2 separate regions of the Homo sapiens genome follow, and region 2 is linked to region 1. The links are chromatin loops, found by intact Hi-C in ENCODE. Cell type or tissue: K562. All regions are shown on one strand.

Region 1 (2,500 bases):
TCCAGCAATAAATGAATCCAGCAAAGTAGAAGGATATGAAATTAACATTAAAAATACAAGACATCTGGCCGAGCACGGTGGCTCATGCCTGTAATCTTAGCACTTTGGGAGGCTGAGACAGGTAGATCACTTGAGGTCAGGAGTTTGCGACCAGCCTGGCCAACATGGCGAAACCCCATCTCTACCAAAAATACAAAAAATTAGCCGGGCATGGCGGCAAGCGCCTGTAATCCCACCTACTTGGGAGGCTGAGGTGGGAGGATCACTTGAGCCTGGTGAGACAGAGGTTACAGTGAGCCAAGATCACGCCACTGCACTCCAGCCTGGGTGACAGAGCAAGACTCCATCTCAAAACAAAAACAAAAACAAAAAACCAATACATTTTTTTAGCCCTCACATGGCTGTTTCAGTAGTTAGCCATTTCCCTCTGACAGATGTCAATATTCTATCTTTCTTTCTTTTTGCTTTTATACCATTTCATTGTACTTGTATCTGTTCTACCATCTGGTTATTTCATTTCTCTCTGCCCACTTCTTAGAAGTGGTTTTGCCAGGTCAAAGGCCCTATACATTAAAATTTTTATCTGCTTCTGCCACATCATTTCCAAAACCACAGAGCAATTCATCCGCCTACCTAAAGGGAAGAAATCTGCTCCACCAGATGCCATCAATCTTTCCATTTATTTGCTAATCTGATGGGCAGAGGTGGGTAACTTATTGCTTTAATTTGCATGTTACCACAACCTTGCCAACATGCAGTTATCAGCCTTTAAATAATTGCCAATCTGATGGAAAAAAGGACATCTGGCTCTATGTGGCATATCACTGACTACTGTGATGAAACATCTCTGGGTGTGTGTGGTTTTTTTGTTGTTTTGAAACAGAGTCTTGCTCTGTCACCCAGACTGGAGTGCAGTAGCGAGACCTCGGCTCACTGCAATCTTGACCTCCCAGGCTCAAGCGATCCTCCCAACTCAGCCTCCCAAGTAGCTGGGACTACAGGCACGTGCCACTGAGCCTGGTTAATTTTTGTATTTTTTTGTGTTTCAGTAGCCATTTGCATTTCCTGTTTATGAGCCGGCTGTTTGTGTCCTTTATTATCTTTTTAGAGGAACTCATTTGAGCTTATCAAATCTTGCCATCCATGCTGGAAGGTTGTTATTCACATACCCATGTTGCAGATAAGGAAACTGAGGCTCAGAGAGGTGAGATCACTTGTCATAGACATGCAGCTGGTAGGTGGAAACTTGGTCTGTCTGTCTGCAAAATCCTGTGCATAAAGCACCTGCCACATCCTAGCACTGATTGCTTCCCCAGGAAAAATTGGGTTTCTCCATTACCATTTCCTCCACACAGATGCTCCAGAGGAGTCTGATTAGACGCAGAGGAACTCCCCCCATCACTCTGGGAGCAGCCCTGGGCTGGCTATAGGAAGGATGCATTTCTCAATATGAGCAGCAGGTGGCAATGTGGGACGGTGATTTCTCATCTTAATTGGGACCAGAGGCATGTGGGCAAAGCAGCCCCCGAACATTGCTGTGGGGTGCTTGAAGCATTGCAGCCTCTTTTGGCAGAACCTGCTGAAACATAAAATAAAATGCACATTCCTTTGATCCTGTACTTCCACTTCTAGGAATTTATCCTACATAAATGCTTGCACATGTCTACAGATACACAAACATATTCATTGTCACATTGCTTATAATTGCAAATGCTAGAAACAATTTAAAGTCCATCAGTAAGGGCTGATTAAATAAATTATGCATTCATCTAAAGGCCATCTATGCATCTAAAACAGAGTGGGACATACTGGTAGTGAATGAAATCTACTGTTACAAAAAAGAGCAAGCTGCAGGCAGAGGGTATACTATATCACTATATATACATACATTTTATATATATATATATATGTTTTTGCTTTTGAGACAGAGTCTTGCTCTGTTGCCCAGGTTGGAGTGCAGTGGCACGATCTTAGCTCACTGCAACCTCTGCCTCCCAGGTTCAAGCAATTCTCCTGCCTCAGCCCCCCGAGTAGCTGGGATTACAGGCACGTACCACCACCCCCGGATAATGTGTTTGTACTTTTTTAGTAGAGCTGGGGTTTCATCACATTGGCCAGGCTGGTTTTGAACTCCTGACCTCAAGTGATCTGCCTGCTTCAGCCTCCCAAAGTGCTAGGATTACCGGTGTGAGCCACCACACCCGGCCATTTTTAAAAATGTGGGAGTATGTATAGATTTTTGCCTTTGGGAAGGCCGAGAAGGGGTGGAGAGAAAATCATTTTTTACAAGATGTGGACTTGAACTCTTAGATTCTTTATTTTTCTTCTTTTTTTTCTGTATGCATACATTATTCTTCCTTCACTTTTTAAAGTATAAATATATTTTAAAAGAAAGTTAATCCTTTGAGAACCCTTAGGCCATTGAGTCTGGTGTTTCTCATACAGTAGGGAGTTGGGGGCAGGGGACAGTTAAACAGACCCCCTAGCTAAGCATAGTGCT
Region 2 (2,500 bases), 200 kb after region 1:
CTCAAGTACCCATGAGCATTTATGAAGCACCTACTGTACATCCAGCCCTATCTTAGGCCCAGGTTGGTACAATTTCTCCCTGATACAGGAATCTTTTGTGCAACCCAATTGGCCTCAACAGGTTGCATACAACAAGATTCAACTTCTGCTTTTCAAGTTAACATTATTCAGGGTTTACCATGTACCAGGCAGACCCTATTCTAAGCACTTTATCCAAAAGACTGAGTGTTTTATTTCTCATCTGTTTTCCCCATTAGAAGGCTGGCTCCATAATGCCAGGAATGTTCATTTGTTTTGTTTACTGTTGGGTCCAACTCCTAGAATTATATCCAGCTCAGTTTTTAAAATGTTAAATAAGTCATTGGGGCCGATGGAATATGGAACCCCTGCAAGGTAGGTGTTTCCCCTAGTTTACAGATTAGGAAACGGAGGATCAGAGAGAAAACTCGCCCAAGGCCACATACCTAATAAGCAGTGGGATGTAAAATGGAACCATCTCTGCTGAAAATAAGCCTAAATAGATACTCTTAAGCTCTCCACTGTGTTTTTTCTTTTCTTTGTTTGTTTGTTTGTTTGTTTGAGACGGAGTTTTGCTGGTGTTGCCCGGGCTGGAGTGCAATGGCACAATCTCGGTTCACCGCAACAAACTCCACCTCCCTGACTCAAGTGATTCTCCTGCCTCAGCTTCCCGAGTAGCTGGATTTACAGGCATGTGCCACCACGCCTGGCTAATTTTGTATTTTTAGTAGAGACGGGGTTTCTCCATGTTAGTCAGGCTGGTCTTGAACTCCTGACCTCAGGTGATCCACCCACCTCAGCCTCCCAAAGTGCTGGAATTACAGGCGTGAGCCACCGCGCCCGGCACGTTCTTTCAAAAGATCCTATTTTATTAAAAAGATTTGCCACAAAAAAAAAAAAAAAGAAAGAAAGAAAAAGAAGAGAAAAGAAAAAGATTTGCCTCAAAAAAAAAGAGGGAAAAAAAAAAAAAAAAGGCCAGGCGCGGTGGCTCACTGCAGTGGCCAACTTGATGAAACCCTGTCTCTACTAAAAATACAAAAATTAGCCAGGCGTGGTGGCTCGCGCCTGTAGTCCCAGCTACTTGGTAGGCTGAGACAGGAGAACGGCTTGAACCCCGGAGGCAGAGGTTGCAGTGAGCTGAGATGGCGCCACTGCACTCCAGCCTGGTCAACAGAGTGAGACTCGGTCTCAAAAAACAGAAGAAAAAAAGATTTGCAATGAGAATTCTTTAAAAGGAAAGCCCCCCCATTCAAGGGTATCTGAAATAAGACCCAGAATTTGCCAAATTTTACTTCCACCCAACTTTTTCTACAAGGAGCAGTAAATAGCACCCCCTGCTGGAGGAGACGCGGCGTGTCAAGGACTCGTGAATGACTCTGTGTGAATCTGCTGCCCCCTGGTGGCCAGAGGAGCCCACGGTTTTCTTCCAGGTGCAGCCGAAAGCCCATCCCCAGTCCTTCCCTCTCTGATCTGCCCCCATATCCCCTCGGGAATCTGTCCCCTACCAGAAGTCTGTGATAACTAGAAATTGCGTCTTCCCCATACAATTTCTCTTCCCCTTTTGGCAGTTTGTTTGGAAACTTCTTGCCCTCGCCCTATGGTCTTGGAGGGGCCATCACTCAGCCGGCCTGGCCGTGGCTCCCACAGCTGCCACTAAGGCGGGTATGTGATTGGAGTTGACCGACCAGAGTTCCCCATCTTCCTGGCCACGACGACTGGTTCAGGGATGGGCCCAGGATCCAAGCAGACCCAATCGGGGTCTCCTCCAGATATGATCCGCTGAGACTTCCAAGAGGACACTTTTGGGGTTACTGATCTGGGAGGATGTGGGGCTGCTTATCCCCACAATCTCTGCAAGATGCCCATCTTGACCACCACAGGGAAAGAGCCTGCTTGAGAATAAAGTCAACCCATGGAGCGAGTGACAGAAAGAGAGGGGACGAGAGCCAGCCCTGACGGCCTTACACACACCGTTGGCGCCAGCCCTGCTTGAAGTAATGTTATTTCAGAACTTCCCTCCCGGTTATCTAAACCAATACTTCACCTTTTCACTTGACGCAGTCTGAGCTAAGTTTCTGTCACTTGCAATCAAAAGAATCCTAACCCTTTTAGTTCTCCTGTCCATCTCCATTGCCACTGACTTAGTTCAGACCTTATTCTTTCAACTGATATTTACTGAGTACCTATCATGAGCCAGGCACTGTCCTGGAAATTTGACCTCAGCTCCGCGATCCCACAACACGCTGATCTGTCGCCAGTCCCCACAATCCATCCTTCACAAGGTACGACGAAACCACCCTGGTCCAAACCACCTTCTTCCCTCGCCTGGACCACTGCAATTGCCTCCTCATTGGTCTCCCGAGTTACCCCCTTGCTTCTCCTCTATCCATTGTCCAAGTAGGATCCCAAGGAATCCTGTGAAGACTTAAGTCAGATCATGTCACTCCTCTGCTAAAAACCCTACCATGACTCCCACCTCATG

Evidence for each region. Peaks named below come from ENCODE experiments on the same cell type or tissue, not always from the same donor. Only the 100,000 strongest peaks of a DNase experiment are listed, where the experiment ranks them.
Region 2: it touches region 1 in a loop (8-fold over the local background); 93 of 110 quality-filtered maps call a loop at or near these places.

The regions. Positions count from the first base shown.
Region 1 is chr20:49,533,382-49,535,881 of GRCh38, reverse strand. All of the region lies in intron 5 of PTGIS (prostaglandin I2 synthase), which reads left to right. Among named protein-coding and RNA genes, the nearest start is that of PTGIS, 34 kb to the left of the region's middle. In K562, a CTCF peak has its summit at 1,455 (motif pointing right); a DNase peak (open chromatin) is centred at 1,421.
Region 2 is chr20:49,332,995-49,335,494 of GRCh38, reverse strand. All of the region lies in intron 2 of LOC105372649 (a long non-coding RNA gene), which reads right to left. Among named protein-coding and RNA genes, the nearest start is that of SNORD12, 54 kb to the right of the region's middle. RefSeq lists an enhancer at 1,258-1,317. In K562, a CTCF peak has its summit at 1,392 (motif pointing left); a DNase peak (open chromatin) is centred at 1,414; H3K27me3 peaks cover 1,052 bases.